2 separate regions of the Homo sapiens genome follow, and region 2 is linked to region 1. Evidence: chromatin loops called from intact Hi-C (ENCODE). Cell type or tissue: PC-3. All regions are shown on one strand. Links, peaks and the distances in the headings refer to the core of each region. The heading gives the core; the rest is flanking DNA.

Region 1 (8,338 bases), core at 177-8,176:
AAATGCTTTTCCACCTGTTTCAGCCAGGGGAGTTTTGTTTTTATATTTGCACTGTGTGTATGTGTGCGTGTGTATGTGTGTGTGTTTTCTTTTCTTATTCTTGTCTACATAGCCAAATATAATCCTAACGGATGCAGAATTTGACATTTTTGGCTGCCTGCCTATCCATTTATATTATAAACCATAAAGTAGCATATATATTTTAGTTGTAATTATTACATTTAATATTGATGAAGTGAGTATCCTTATGAACCATAGTTCCTACCTAAGCATAACTTTGGTTGGAAGTTAGGAGGAAATATGAGCATACTTATTTCAAGAATCAAAATTGGTTGATATTGCTACACATATTGCAGAACAGCTGCTGTCACATAAATCTAATTCCATCTTTTCAGCCAAGGCTCATCTCTCCCCAGGCAATATGCTACTTGCTTCATGTAAATATATTCATTTTCCCCACAAGACGTGGTAAGGAAAGAATGTATTCATTTACCAAGGTGAACTCTAAAGTGTGGAACAAAACCTACATCCATAATTATTTTTGAGACCAATGGCCAGGCAGATCATACTGTTAAAGACCTGAAAATAAGCACATTAACAAAGCAGCCAATATTTATTCCTGACCATTGGCCAATTTGGCAAAGTATTAAAAATTAATTTTATGATCACCTCTAATTCTTGTGTCAAAAAAGTGTATGTATACTTCTCACAAACTTGCTATTTATAATCATCCCTATTTACAAAATCAATGAAATTATATTTCAGCCTTATAAATAATGCCTGTGTTGTCAAAAACAAAACAAAAACAGACGACTCTGGATAATGAGAATGTTTAAAAAGCAGCCACACAGAATTTATGCATATAAATGCCTACTTTAATCTATTTCATGTTTATACCTTTTTTATTTTAATATGGTTATATGCCATTTACAAATAAATGATTAATTCTTTATAATAAGAAAAATAAGCCAGGCACAGCAGCTCATGCCTGTAATCCCAGAACTTTGGGAGGCCGAGACAGGCGGATCACTTGAGGTCAGGAGTTTAAGACCAGCCTCACCAACGTGGTGAAACCTCGTCTCTACTAAAAATACAAAAATTGGCCAGGTACAGTGGCATGTGCCTGTAGTCCCAGCTACTAGGGAGGCTGAGGTAGGAGAATCACTTAAACCCAGGAGGTGGAGGTTGCAGTGAGCCGAGGCTGTGCCACCACACTCCAGTCTGGGCCACAGAATGAGACTCCATCTCAAAAAAAAAAAAAAAAGAAAGAAAAGAAAAATTAAAATCACCAAGTACTTGAACTAAATTAATTGGTACAGTGAGGCAATGAATCTAATTTGAGTTTTTTTAGTGGCTTTGACAAAAATAGAAACATATCGGGCTATATATTAAGTTATATTAGACTTCTTGCCTGATTAGAGCAAACAAATACAATTTTTCTAATTTTTAGTTTTTCTAAACTATAATTTTTCTAAATTTTTCTAAAATGAAAAATTTTCAATCTGGTTTCAAGGATGAATTTCTACAGGATCCTTAGAAAATGGAAAACAATGTCTTCAGCTGCAATTTTGTAAAATTATGAAGGTATTCTAGGTAACTTTTCCTATGTTGATCCTATATAAAGCCTGAAAGTATAAAATTATAACTCAGTATTTTATTGGTGACATTATGTGAAATTGCATAAGAAATTTATTTGTTCATGATCCAATTCTTTGGTTTCAGCAAAACAGATATATGTATGCTCAAAAGTTTAACAAATTGCCACTAAAATTCCACAGTTATGTCTCTTCTTTCTTTCCCATTCAAGAAAGCACATCTGAATGCAAATCAAGGGGACATTAGTATGTGTATAATCTTAATACTGCTTTAATTTAGAAAATAAGGTAAATCATTGACAGAATTCAACCATCTAACTAGTATTAATATCAAATTATTTGCAATATGGGCTCTCTGCCAAAATGATCCTTCTCCTTTCCTCTATATCTATGATCCCTCTCAACTCAAATATTGAATTATTTGAAGGGTCTATATTTAATTTTTAAGTAATGAACATGTACTAAATGGGATAATTTACTATTAATAAGTTTCAAAATATATTAATTTAATTTCTTAGTACAACCTTTATGTTTTCTCATAAAAGGAAATAGAAAAGTGTTATCTCCAAGAAACTCCATACCTTGATTATGTTATTTTCTTAAACTGTACCTGATCCTCTATTTACAGCAGAGTTAATAGCAGATGACAGATTTATAGAATCCTCTACTTGAATTTTCTGGGGGTTAAGTCCCAAACAGTGGCCCAACAATAGTCCCATTCCCCCAAACTCAGAAGGATTTGAGAGAATGACTCAGACATACTACAATTTACTTAGCAAAAATCACAGACCAAAAATGCTAAATCCGTGCCTCCACCATGATTTCCACCTTCCTGATATTTTCCGAGTGGTGTCAAATATGAAACAGCCTGACTTCACGTCAGACTTGGGAGGATTAAGAGGGAGTAAAGCCTTTTTCTTAAGTAGAAAAGCAAATGACAGAAATATGACTCCTTTTATTACATAGAGGATATAACATTGTACGTAAATGTGATTTTGTATTTAAACATTAAATTTCATCTGTATATAGCATGCATTATTAAATAAGGTCATTAAAAATGCAGACCTGGAATGCCTTCCAGCTTATATAATTCTGAGAGTTTCTCAAAGGGCATATAGGTATATGTTGACACTGTGACTGAGAAGCTGCTCCAACTCAACACAAGGAGAAAACTTAGGGAACCCAGAAGAATAACCAGGTATCATCCCTTGGTTTGTGGCTTTCACATATCAGATGTCTAAAGGAAAGCCTTGGAAAATATCAAAGGGCATTTTCTGACACTGAAAAGTAGAAAGACACCATTTTTGACTGAAAGGAAATCTAGCCAGGCACTTGAGAAAGTGGGAATGAGGGAAGAAGAATTATCCTTCAGAGTTGGCCAGAGAACAAGTCATTCCCCTTCAATGCTGGCATAAATTAGAGGGTGCCTACCAGTTAGGGTAAAGTTTTCCAAAAGACAACTTTTGAGTCTATCCATACACGTAGATCAGAACCTGGTTGACAATGTAGAGTTCTGTGCCAACATGGAAAACGTGGTTTCAACATGAAAAAATATTAAGAACAGGTGTTAACAATCGACTGTCTTGATTATGAAAGAACTTCACTAAGTCTTCCAGAAAATATCTAATTTTCCACAATACTATTCTTTTTTAGATTAGGAAGGATGGATTAGAAGAAAAATCTAGGCCAGGCATGGTGGCTCATGCCTGTAATTCCAGCAATTTGGGAGGCCGAGGCAGGAGGATCACGGGAACCCAGAAGTTCATGACCGGCCTGGGCAACATGGTGAAACCCCATCTCTACAAAAAATGAAAAAGTTAGCTGGGCATGGTGCCATGTGCCTGTAGTCCTAGCTACTCAGGAGGCTGAGGTAGGAGGATGGCTTAAGCCCAGGAGGAGGAGGATGCAGTGAGCTGAGATCATACCACTGCACTCCAGCTTGGATGACAGTGGAAGAAGAAGAAGAGGAAGAGGAAGAAGAAGAAGAAGAAAGAAGAAAGAAGAAGAAGGAAAAGGAGAAGAAGAGGAAGAAGAAGAAGAAGGAAAAGGAGAAGAAGAGGAAGAAGAAGAAGAAGAAGAAACCCAAAATGAACATCATAAATTAACCTAACCCCTAATATCAAGTTCAGGGCCAGATGCAAGAAAATTAAGGGTCATTGATAGAAGGAAATAACTAGTGAATGAGTAAATTATCTACTTGATGGAGTTGTTTCATGTTTCAATTTATTAAGGAAGAGTAACTATCAATTGAGAGATTTTAGTTTTGCTATGCTTTAGTCATAATGCTCTTCCTGGAAATTATTAGTCAGTAGGTTCATTTGCTTCTGTTAAAAAAAAATAAGCCAAATCCTCAATAAAAACTTGCCTTCCTTTTTGCTCTACTGGAAGGCATGGATCCTATTTTTTGCATAACGGGGACAAGTTATTTAAATATATGTTGGAAAGAAGAGATAGAGAACTTAAACACAACCCTATTTCCTACAATTTAGGGCTGGAGTTTTAATTAACACAAAACTTTGACAGTGGTGCCATAACAAACATAGAAGAAGCATTAATGGCCAGTGATCTGGAAACAGATTATATAGTTTGGTCCCTTGCTTATGGAGTAAGATAGATGAGGACATTGATATGCACTCTAAGAGGACTTTCATTTCTCTTAGCTATTTTTTTATGAAATAAAAGAGAACAGAGCAAGTATGGAATTCACACCACAACTTCTTTGTTCCTCATACAAGGTACTAGACCGAAAAACTTGACCCTATAATTTGAGAAGTCAGAGCTGTCCAATAGACTAGTGGTCTATAATTTGAGAGATAAATGGTTCCCCTTTCCCGTCAAAGGGAACAGTAAACCTCCAATTATATGAAGAACCTCAGCCTAAGGCTCCATGTTTTAGAGGAGTCCATCTTCTATATATTTCAGTAGCCAGCGGCTCAGAACCTTGGCATATATCACTGACAAGGACCTAGTCACATGGACACCTATTTCCCCTGCCTCCCTGAGTTCTTAGATTAGCCTAGAGGTTCCTCTCTACCACTTCTTGCTAATGGCCTGTTATTTAGGGAGACACTTCCACACTATGCCTGATGTTCTAGCCTCATTATTAACAACACTCCTTTTCACTCTGACAGTGGTCTCAGTTTGAACAATAAGTTATATGCTACCCTCACCTCTGATCAACCCACTATGGAAGTCGCTCTCCCAAGGGTTTTCTATGAACACTGAACAATTCCTCTATCCTGGTCATCCTAGATTTGAAAATACTTTCAGTATTATAGGCAGTCAGTTAAAGAAGAGCAGTTGTTATCGCACACATCAACTCTCTGTGTGACCAGGAGTAGGCCACTTAAATTTCCTGGGTCTCTGTTTCCTCATATAAAACAAATATTTTAAAGTAAGTGATCTTTTTAACAACAAATATCATTTTGGCTGACATAAATCCAGGTTTAGCCTTCTACTCTTTTCACCAGTTGACTCTTATGGACCAGACTTCTCTGAGACAAGAAAATCCTGGTCAGTAGGTTCTATTTAGAGCTTGGGCAAACCAGAAGGAAGGGTCAGATGTCCTCTCATAGACTACTCAAAGCATCTCTTGAAGTCTAATAAACTCAACCATCGTGAGTGGCTGAGCTCACCCCTGGAGCTGCTGTGGATTCTTTATCCCTATTTGTAGGTTTAAACAAGTCTGTTCCAGAGATACTCAGACCAGCTTGAGGGAAACAGAGCCACTAAACTGCTGTGTACAAAAAACTTGGGCCTCTCATCCCAGGTTGTCCCTAAGTATCATGTTTGAGAACAACAGTGTTCTCTTCAACTCTCTGGAAGACTTACTTCTCACTTCTGAGAAATATGGGCACATAAATAGACATACATCATGATTTTTTATTCTATAGAAGTAGGTAGGTACATCTCTTAAGCAATGCACCACATTTACAAACACTCATTTGTACTCTGCCTCTTCCAAAAAGAATTCGAGTTGGTTTTTATCTCCTCATTGATAACTACAATCTTGTTAGTTTGCTTATTAATTTGCTTTATGCTCCAATAACAGCTACTTAATTAGTAAGTGCAACTACCAGGTCAGAGGTGAAGAAGGAAGTCTGTATCTTGGCAAGCCAAAATCACACAGGAGCTGAAGTTATAAGGTATAGATATGAAGGAAGAATCAAGAGAAACAGGGGAACATGCTCTGTAGAGGAAATGGAACAGTTGATACAGACAAGAAACTGCAAGGCCTGAAATAAAATAGTCTTTCTAGTTCTCAGTGAGGTTGATGTATTCCTATTGGACTTCATTTGTGTTTTTAATCCACTGTGTCCTTTCAGTCAACCCTCTTTTCAATGAAAGTCTGAGTTGGTTCCTTGAAACCAAATAATCTATCAAAATCTATAAGATCCCTGTTAGTTAAACTTTTAGTGTCTCTCCAGTCTAGAATCTAAAAGTAAAAGCTCCAACAGCAAATAGTTGGCACACTCAACTTTGGATAACATTTACAATGGTACTGTTTATAAAGATGTGGGTGAGATACAATAGAGCCACAGGGAACAGTGCAATAACCCAAGTTAGTAACTGCAGAGACGTTACCACACCTTTGCCTGAAAGGATAAAGCGAAGTAATACAGTTGACCCTTGAACAAGATGTTTGAACTGAGTTCCATTTATATACAAATATTTCGGAGATTTGTAACAATTTGAAAAACAGACAAACCACTGAGACTAGAAATAGGGAAAAAATAAAGAAAAAGTGAGGTATGTCATGAATATAAAAAATATATGTAGATACTATAGATACTAGCCTATTTCGTCATTTACTACCATAAAATATACACAAGTCTATTATAAAAAGTTAAAATTTATCAAAACGTACACATTTACAGACCACACATGGCTCCATTCCCAGTTGAGAAATGTAAACAAACATAAAAATGCAGCATTAATCGTAACCGCTAACTGCATCAAATTAACTGTAGTACATACTGTACTACTGTCATCATTTTATAGCCATCTCCTGTTGCCGTTGTGGTGAGCTCAACTGTTGCAGGTATCCACTTAAAACGCGTGTGTTGCTAATCGTCTCCAAGTAAGCAGTTTATCTCTCTACTAGATTTCTTATTGTTGTAAAAAGTGATCTTGCGGTTCTCCTGTGTCTTTCATCCTGTTTAGTGCAATACTGTAAACCTTGAATAACACCATGGGACCCATACGAAGTGCCACTAGTGATGCTGGAAGTTCTCCCAAGAGGCAGAGAAAAGTCATGATATTACAAGAAAAAGTTTACGCCGGGCGCGGTGGCTCACGCCTGTAATCCCAGCACTTTGGGAGGCCAAGGAGGGCGGATCACGAGATCAGGAGCTCGAGACCATCTTGGCTAACACGGTGAAACCCCGTCTCTACTAAAAATACAAAAAATTAGCCGGGCGTGGTGGCGGGCGCCTGTAGTCCCAGCTACTCGGGAGGCTGAGGCAGGAAAATGGCGTGAACCCAGGAGGTGGAGTTTGCAGTGAGCCGAGATCGCGCCACTGCACTCCAGCCTGGGCGACAGAGCGAGACTCCGTCTCAAAAAAACAACAAGAAAAAAAAAAAAGTTTAATTGCTCAATATGCACCATACATCAAGGTCTGCAGCTGCAGTTCCTCACCATTCCAGACAGATGTCCATCTTGAAAACAGGCAACATAATAAACTTACATATCAATGAATACAGTTCAGTACTATAAATGTTTTTTCCCTTATGATTTTCTTAACATTTTCTTTTCTCTGGCTTACTTGCAATATGTAATCCGTACAAAATATGTGTTAATCGACTGTTTATGTTATTGGTAAGGCTTCCGGTCAACAGTGGACTATTCATGGTTAAGTTCTGGGGGAGTCAAAAGTTATACATGGATTTTTGACCGCATGGGGCTCAGCGCTTCTAACCCCTGCATTGTTCAAGGCTCAACTGTGGTTACTGGGACTCAGAAGGAAAGGGTCCTGTGCAGAGATATATATACTACCTTGACAGGCGCAGTGACTGAAGTCAAGGACCACAGCTTCACGAGGCAGCATCACAGGGAGGAAGTCAGGGGAATATAACCTGACCTCAGTCCCCTGCCTTCAGTGTCCTCCTGGGGCTCCTCATTGGCTGAGTCCCTCCAGAAGCTAGTGTGCAAGGAAACCTCTCCATGTTGTCCTGCAGCTCAGCTTCCCAGGGCAGAGAGCAGGGTAGAGAAGTCTCCCACATTTGGATTTATCTGGATACATTTCTGACTGCAACTTCCCAAGAAAGTGGTTAAATTTCCTGTGCTCACAGCCTAGGGAGAGAAGGGACTGTCTTTCAGGAAGATGAGGCGCAGGCCCTGCCTCGCCAAAGGCAGATACACCAGACGGCCATAGCATCCAGCAGGAGCAAGGAGGGGCAACATCTCTCCCGCCTGCCTCCCACCTGTGTCAGCCTGGGAGGAGAAGCTTTCCCGAAAAAGGGCGCAATGGGCAGTAATGAGATGTGGCAGCCGAGTGTGAAATCCTGCCACTGGCCAGCGGCAACTGGAAACAAGGCCGAAAATAGCTCAGGCAGAATCCCAGCTTCAGGACAGGGATGGAAACACTTTTACCAAGAGGCTTTCTTTAAAGCCATGTAGAGCACTTGTGGAAATGGTATTGTGGCGTTATTTTTATTCCAAACACCCATTCCCAAGGGAACCCTGAGCCACAATGCCCTTCTCTGTTGCTGAAGAAAAGGGACTATGCTGGCAGGGCTGAGAA
Region 2 (8,338 bases), core at 289-8,288, 51 kb before region 1:
GAAGAGAATGATTTTTGGACATTTTTGCAAACAATGTATGATATGGACTTAAATTGTTATGGGATAAATTTAAATTAGATTGAAGGAGAAAAGATGTCAACTCTAGAGCACGTTTGTAATTTTTGAGCATTGCATGTACCGGGGGTAGTTTTTAAGACCAGGCCCAGCTGGAGCAGAGATGCTGCATCCGATTCAGGACCAGTTCAGTGCAGTCTGCCATTATCAAGGTAAGTGCTAGGAGCCATGGGAGATCACAGAGGAATTCCTTTCTGCCTTTCAAGGAGATAGTACTTGAACAGGGAGTTCAGGGCAAGCCTCCAGCTCTACAATGAGGCAAAATATTAAGTGCTATGAGATGACTGGTTAAGGGAAAATCTTTGGAAGGAAGTAGACTTCAAGTGTAAGCTGAGAGGAAGAAACCATGGAAGATTACAGACTCCAAAGAGTCAAAGATGACAGACAATGGTTGCACTTTGGCCAGCATCCTTCCTTACTTGTTGGACAGGCCAAAAGGCTGAGCAATACATCAATCCTCAGGAGACAAAAAGGAAAAGAACCAAGTTCTCCCAACTGATTTTTTCTTCCTTAGTTAAACCAGAAGGAATTTATGGCTTTTAACTGAAAGAACACTTGTATCAACAAGAATTCTGCACACTTCAGCAAAGATAGGTCCTAGCTTGTGGTAGTTCTGGCAGATTTTTAGAGTGTTACCAGTATACCCCCTTCATACCATGGCGGTCCAGCTGTTGATATTCTAGGTGCCCAGGCCAAAGGAGGCCAGAAAGAGAGCCCAAAGGCTGGTGCTTGGAGGGTATGTTGACCTGTGGGTCTTTGGTCCTGACTCTGGCAATACCAAAAGTTTCTTTTTGTTTTGTAGAACATGTAAAACTGAAGGCTGCTGCTCAAAATGTCCTATGGCTACATTTCCATTTGTCTAACCCACCCAGTGATTTTTTAATACTATCAAAACTTGCCTAGGAGTTCCACTTCCAAAAGTTATTGGCTGCATTTTGACTAATTCTTAGATTGAAGACAGGGACTAGGGCCTGAAAACCACAGCCCCCAAGGGAGCCAGGTCTGTTCAAGGCATTGCTTCCAAGTCAGAGACTCTTCACCAAGCCTTTTTTCTCCTTGGAGACCAATGGAGCAGCGTTAATCTGGCACAGATGAGCACTCCCATAATGCTCAACATCTCTTTCCAAGAGTGGAGAGAGATGATGCAGAGATTAGTCAATCATCCCAATATAAAAATTAGTGGACATATTGGCAAATAGGAAACGTGTTTTTTTTTTTTTTTTTTTTGAGACAGTCTCACTCCGTCACCTAGGGTGGAGTGCAGTGGCATGATCATGGCTCACTGCAGCCTCAACCTCCTGGGCTCAGGTGATCCTCCCACCTCAGTTTCCCAAGTAGCTGGGACTGCAGGTGCGTGCCACCACACCCAGTTAATTTTTTGCATTTTTAGTAGAGACAGGTCTCACTATGTTCCTCAGGCTGGTCTCGAACTCCTAGGTTCAAGTGGTCCTCCCACCTCCGCCTTCCAAAGTTCTGGGATTAGAGGCATAAGTCACCACACCCAGCCAGGAAATATTTAATAATTGTGTTGTTCATGCATCTATCCCAGAAATGAATTCAATCAAACACTGCATTATGAGCATGAATTTGTGTTACATGATTCTATTCTAGACTCGGGAAACAGCAAAGGGATGGCAACAAAAATATTTGAGTGCTACTCTTTGCTCGAAACTCTGCTTTACTTTTGCTCATTCACCATGTCTCATGAATTCCCCTGTCCTTTGATTTCTGGTTCTTTAATATTTCTGGGATTCAATCTTTCTCCCCATCCCCACTGCCTTGATTCACAACCTCCATCATCTGTCAGTAGATTTATTATAAAGCTCTCTGTTATGGGCTGAATTATATCCCCTCAACAACCTCTCCACACCTCAGAATGTGACTGTTTTGGGAGACAGGGCCTTTAAATGGGTAACTAAGGCAAAATTAGGTCATATGGCTGGGCCCTAATCCGATATGACTGATGTCCTTTTTTTTTTTTTTTTTTTTTTTTTTTTGAGACAGAGTCTCACTCTGTTGCCAGGCTGGAGTGCAGTGGTGCGATCTCGGCTCACTGCAACCTTCACCTCCTGGGTTCAAGCGATTCTCTTGCCTCAGCCTCCCGAGTAGCTGAGACTACAGGCATGCACTACCACACCCAGCTAATTTTTGTATTTTTAGTAGAGACAGGGTTTCACCATGTTGGCCAGGATGGTCTCAATCTCTTGACCTCGTGATCCACCCGCCTCAGCGTCCCAAAGTGCCGGGATTACAGGCGTGAGCCATCATGATGTCCTTATAAGAAGAAAGTAGGACACAGATGCACAGAGAGGGAAGACCATGTGAAGACAGGGAGAAACCGGCCATCTGCAAACCTAGGAAGGAGTCCTCAAAATGAAACCAATCCTTGTGACAAACGTTGATCTCACAAGTCCAGATTCCAGGATTGTGAGACAATCCACTTCTGTTGTTCAAGCTCCAGTCTGTGGCACTTAGTCATGGCAGCCCTCTTAAAATAACACAGCCTTCTGCCTGGGCTCTGTGCTTGTTCCTTTCAAGTTGGTACTTCTGAAAGTGGAATTATCTACCTCAGTCATTAGTCTGATCTTGTTACTTGACTGTTTAAAACCCTTCAATAGCACCCCCTCCTCTCCCAGTAGTGTTTTCTGCAGTAAGTTTACTGGAACATTAGTTATGTAAGATGTCCCCCGTTATGTAAGTTTGGGAACTCCACAAGTCTCCAACTTGAGGGGTCACTGAACATTTGCATATCAAAGACTCTGAGAAGTTTTACAGTCAAAAAACCCAGTTAACTTTGTTTCACCCAATGTTTGCCAAACTCAAATTTTTTTTCTTGGTATAATACACATTATATCTACTGCAGCGTGTGTTCTGTAGTACAAACTAGGAAATGCTGCCCCATGCAGTTAAATCCACACATTTGACTTGTCATGTGAAACGAGGGTCGCCAGATTTAGCAAACGAGAATACAGGATCCCCAGTTAAATTTGAATTTCAGAAAAGTCTAAAAAATTATTTGTTGTTTATCTGAAATTCGGTTCAACTGGGTGTCCTGTTTTTTATCTGGCAACCCTGTACAGGACCCTTTGTGACTGCTAGTGAACAGACTGAACCAAAATGAATTTGATAAGAATTGTTTCCCCCAGTTAACACAATAGAAAAAGATAAAGTCAAGATTGATTCTTGGCTTTCAATTGGATTCTTTCAATTTACCACCAACCCTTGTTCACTTAAAGCAGTGGCTCCCCATCCTGGCTACCCGTTAGAATTATCTGAGGAGCATTTAAAAATATCCATACCCCATCCCTAACCAATTAGAATTTGGGAGTTACTAAATGGGGAGTTAGAAAGGCAGGGCAGGGAGAGTGAGGCCAGGCAAGTGTATAGCATGCAAATTTAAGGAGGTGGCCACTCTCAGGAGCCAACCCTGCACTTGCACAGCCCTGAGAGTGAGAACCTCCTTAAATCTTATGCCCTATACACCTGTTGGCCTCACCCTAGTCAGGCCCTATTTAAAGACCTAGGTAAGCCAGCACACCTATAGTCCCTACTATGAGGAGGATGGGATTGCTTGAGTCCAGGAATCTGAATCCAGCCTAGACAAAATAAGGAGACCTATCTTTAAAAGAAAAAAAAATAAGTTAAAGAAAAAGATGTAGGTAGGTACAGGGTTGTGCAGAAGAGCTTCCAGGGGATTTCTGAGCAGTCCTGGGTCCCAGCTCTGTGTTTCATTGCTTTAGAAGGAACATCGACCTTTCCGAGCAATGAACATCAGCTCCAGCTCATAGGCATGAGTCAGGGCAGGCTTCACCAGGCCAGGTTTTCCTGAAATGTAAACTCACAGCAGGCTCTGGTTTCCTCTAGAAGACCACTCCTAAAAGGCTTTAAATGCTTAGGTTCCTTGTTCTTTTTCAGTTCAGGCTGGTGATTGAGTAGCTTCTAGTCATTGGCATCCTAAAGATTCTGTTTCACATTCAAGCATGGTTTTAAATTACTACAAGATGTAATGAAAGTATAGGTTTCACTCTTCTCTCCAAGGTTTTAAAGACTCTCACCCCTGTTCTCCTTCCTCCCTCTCTGCCTTCTGCCCTTTTCTTGCTGGTGATTTTCTGCCCCATCACTGGCAGCCTGGTCAGGAAGGCACCTCATTAATCCACCCACTGGTACAGTGTGCCCAGAACAGCCAAGGCCAACCTTGCTTGGAAGGCCAACTCTCTGAACAGTCCCTTCCTTTACTGGCCTCTAAGTTCCGTGATGTCATCAGCATTCTGCCCCTGGCTGGCGGCCAGATCCTTAACTACTGATTCCCAGATCTCTCCACGTTTTAAAATTCTAGGAAAAGAAACTGTACTTTTCCAGTGCTAAAAAAGGATGGGAATGGTTGGTGGAAGCTCCCAGCACAGCTAAAATTAACTTCTTTCTTTTGTGATAATTGAATGATTTTCAATGATGTTCTTCCTATAATAGGATTCAAAAAGTTTTCCTCAGGGGAAAATTTGGAAGAGAAAAATACAAGGGAAAGGGTTCTCTCAGACAGGGTTTGTAGCAATTTCCTTGCAATATGAAGCTCATGAAATTACATGGGTGTATCTCACTTAGCTTAATAGACATGTCCCTGTAAAGTTTCATATAAATGGAATGTTTAAAAAATTAAATCACTGTAAGTGCACAAGGAAAGATGGCTAAATAAAGGAAGCCCGGGGTGACTCACTTTATAAAGTGAATTATCTTTATGTAATGTACATCATCCTCCCCCACACACACATTGATTTATATATATATATATAATTTTGAATTTTTCAGAGGCTGGATTCTCATAAGGTAAGGGTGCCTCTTACGATGACAACTGGACTGAGGTCACAGCTGTTCTCATACTCTGAAGCTGAACTTTTTATAACGTTCTCTGGGGAGTGTGTAGATGCCAGGGTTCTGCGGGGACTTTTAAGCTCTTACACTGACCCAGACTCCTCCTGGCCTATCCCTGGAGTGATGTGGGCTCTGGAGCACCCAGGGAAATTGTCAATGACTGGACAGTGGAAGAAGTCATGGTAGACAAGCTGAGGCTAACAGTTGCCAAGTGCAACATGAAAAGCAGTGTTGTGTAGCAGTTAGAAGCATGACCTCTGTGGCCAGAAGACTACGGCCCTGCGTCTGTCCTCTAGCTGGGTGATTCTCTGAGCCTCGGTATCCTCCTCTGTAGAATGGGGATGATTACAGTGGTACCTACCTCAGGTACTACTACCTCAGGTCCTATTGCCAGGACTAAATGAAGAAGAAGACCTGGCACATAGGAAGAGCTCAAAAGATTGCTAACTACTTTTAACTTGTCTGGACATGCTCTATTAGAGTAGGAAGGAAACTATAACAAGAAAAGAAAACCAAAGATGCTACTGTCTACTGAGTGCTGCTCCATGCCAGATACATGCTGAACTCATTCATTCAATCCTCACATCACACGAACGGTCACTAATAGTATCCCCACTTCCTAGAGAAGAAAACTGCAGTTCAGAGAGGGTAAGCAATTATTCTAATGCCACACAGCAGATAAGGCACAAAGCAGATGACTTGAGGCCAGTCCTATGTGCTCTTTTCACTCTGTCTCAAGCCTGAGAAGACCAGAGCCTAAAGGTGACTTTTCAAAGATGAAGCCCTCAGACCTGGAGGGTATTTAGATTTGGAAGTAAAATGGTTCAGGAGGTGACATAAAGAAAGAAGGAGAGAGAAATTTATTCAACAAAGACTGATGGAGAGTCTAGAGTGTGCAGGTACTCCAGGTAGCAAAGGAAAATGGGGGTGACAGTCATATAAAATTACAAAGAACCCCAGCCAGTTGTTAGGATTTAGATATGAAAACTGTGCTGTTGAATTCTTAAGCAAAAAAATGACTAACTTTGAGGAAGACTTCAAAAGAGAGGTGACATTTGAAAGCTTTACAAGTATTATCTTATTTAATTCCTTAGTATTTGGTGAGATGTCCACCCCCACTGGACTTTGAGGCCAAGAGTGGGGTCTTCTTTCCCTTTGTTACCTGGAGTACCTGCAGACCCTAGACTCTCAATCAGTCTTTGTTGAATAAATTTCTCTCTCCTCCTTTCTTTATGTCACTTCTTGAACCATTTTACTTCCAAATCTAAATACCCTCCAGGTCTGAGGCCTTCATCTTTGAAAACTCACCTTTTCATCTATCACCCTGGGGCAGGAACTGCTGGTTGCCCACCTAGTATTTAAAAGGCACTTTTTAACTTTACATGGCCAGGCAGTGTGGCTGGCTAAAAGTCTCTATTTTCCAGTCTCCCTGGCAGGCAGCTATGGCCCATAAGATGGAAACAGATCATTGGGTCAGACTTCCAAAAAAGCTTCTTAAAAGGGGTATAGGCTATTTACTTGGAGTTTCTAAGCTCTTTCCTCTTCTTCCTGGTTCTTGCCTGAAATGAAGACAAGACGGCTAAGGCTCTAGCACCAACTTGTGACCTTGAGAAAGGCAAGGGGAGTCTGGTCCCTGGTGACCGTGACTTGCTGTAGCAACCTTGGACTGCCGAGCTCCAGACTTGCTTGTTTAAATGAAAGAAAAATAAACTATCTTACTTAAGCCTGTGTTATTTTTGGCAATTGTTATTAGCATCTGACCCAATCCCTAACTGGCATAAGCTCCTGAGGCCATTAGGCAGAGGTGCTGGGTTCCCACTACCCTACACTGTTGGGGCAAGCCTGTGGCTCCAGGGCACCCGAAGAGCCTAGAGTGTTTCCTTTAAATTGCAATTCCTTTTTTGTCAACTGTTTAGGCCCTGGCATCAAGCACACAGCCTGGTACTCAGTAGCACTCAATAATGTATGTTGAAAGAATACAATGAATAACTGCCGCTCGACCATTTCCCCAAGGAGCTGTTTTTCTGAGGGGTTTAGAATCATGCCTTCTCGGATTTCCACAGGACAGCATCAGTACGAAGCTTGTGGGACATCCAAAGTGCTTTGAGATATTTAAAAAGTAAAGAATAAATCGGAAATGATAAACATTTAAACAATGAAGATATACATAAAGCCTCATTTAAGTAGTATGTTTTAAAAGGTGAAGCAAAATTGTGTATTTTTTGTAGATTTTAAAAATATAATTAAATGGGATGAAAGTAAGAGCTGCTATCCCAAATCCCTGTTTTTAAAAAATTATTTTTGAGTGATTGCAAAATAACAAATATAACTTTGTAAAAGAATCGAAATTATTTAGAAAGGTTAAATATTGAAAGCCCTTTCATAACTACTGCTATGGAACAGTTTGGTAAATATCCTTTTAACTCTTCCTGTACATAAAAATCATGCAAATAGATGCGTATAAACATAAGCTCATGATGTGTATATTATTTTGCAACCTTTGCTTTTTTCACTTAACATCCTATCTTGGGCATTTCCCCACGTCTGTGCATTTAGATTAACCTGGTTCTCTGTAAGGTAATAGAGCATCCTTTATCCCAATACCCTCCTTTAATATAAATCTGTTTGGATGTAATTTTGACCTTGCTCTCTAAAGAGTCATCATGTTTACCTGAGGAGGTTGATGAGAAAGACATCAGAGATTAACTGTCACCCCTAACTAAAGTGAGCTGGGCCCTGCAGTAGTCAGACAGGCTGGCAGATGTCTAGATTGAGAAATAAAAATATCCCAGGATCAAGATTTTGTGGATAGAAAGCCATGAAGCTCAGAGTTAGGAACAAACAACTTGGGCCCATCAAGATAATGGACATGCTTCTAGAATCCCTGACAATTCCTGCCAGCGGCAGGCATTGATCACCTGAGAAGCAGGTATCATTCCCCAGTCCTGTAGGAGACAGTCTCTTCTTGACTGGCCTTCTCATAGGGCACTGAGCCTCTGGAGTGCTGAGCACTGGCTTTTCAGCTTCTGGGTACTGGGGAGGAAGTGGTCAAAAACCCAGGGGGAAAAGAAAAAAACCTCTGCCCTGGGGAAGTTGAGGCTCTACGTGTGGAGATGAATTATGTGAACCCCACTCCCACCACGGCCAAACCCCGTAAATCACCCCAGTCAGCTACCATCACTGGAGCTCCCTTTGTAAATGTTGACAGCAGCTGCTATCAACTTGGGCAGCCAACTGGGCTCAGCCAAGAAGCCTTTGGGGAAGATGTGGGTTAATCATCAAGCAAGGCTTTAAAAGCGGACGGAGGCCAGAGGCCAGACCCCCGCTGGTGCAGATGCACAGACCTGTGACAGAGGTGCAGGCTGTGGGGCGGCGTGGAGGCGGGAGGTGGTGGGGG

What was found. Hi-C counts contacts between places; a loop is a spot of excess contacts. Peaks named below come from ENCODE experiments on the same cell type or tissue, not always from the same donor. Only the 100,000 strongest peaks of a DNase experiment are listed, where the experiment ranks them.
Region 2: a loop joins it to region 1, with 4 times the contacts of the local background. A loop is called at or near these places in 5 of 110 quality-filtered maps.

The regions. Positions count from the first base shown.
Region 1 is chr14:61,632,619-61,640,956 of GRCh38, forward strand. All of the region lies in intron 1 of LINC03033 (long intergenic non-protein coding RNA 3033), which reads left to right. Among named protein-coding and RNA genes, the nearest start is that of HIF1A, 59 kb to the right of the region's middle. In PC-3, for the core only: no CTCF peak of the experiment used is centred there; a DNase peak (open chromatin) is centred at 6,573; H3K4me3 peaks cover 547 bases; H3K27ac peaks cover 2,627 bases.
Region 2 is chr14:61,581,927-61,590,264 of GRCh38, forward strand. The region is part of intron 1 of LINC03033 (long intergenic non-protein coding RNA 3033); the gene reads left to right. Among named protein-coding and RNA genes, the nearest start is that of LINC01303, 15 kb to the left of the region's middle. In PC-3, for the core only: no CTCF peak of the experiment used is centred there; DNase peaks (open chromatin) are centred at 2,505, 3,875, 4,345 and 4,755; H3K4me3 peaks cover 757 bases; H3K27ac peaks cover 3,324 bases.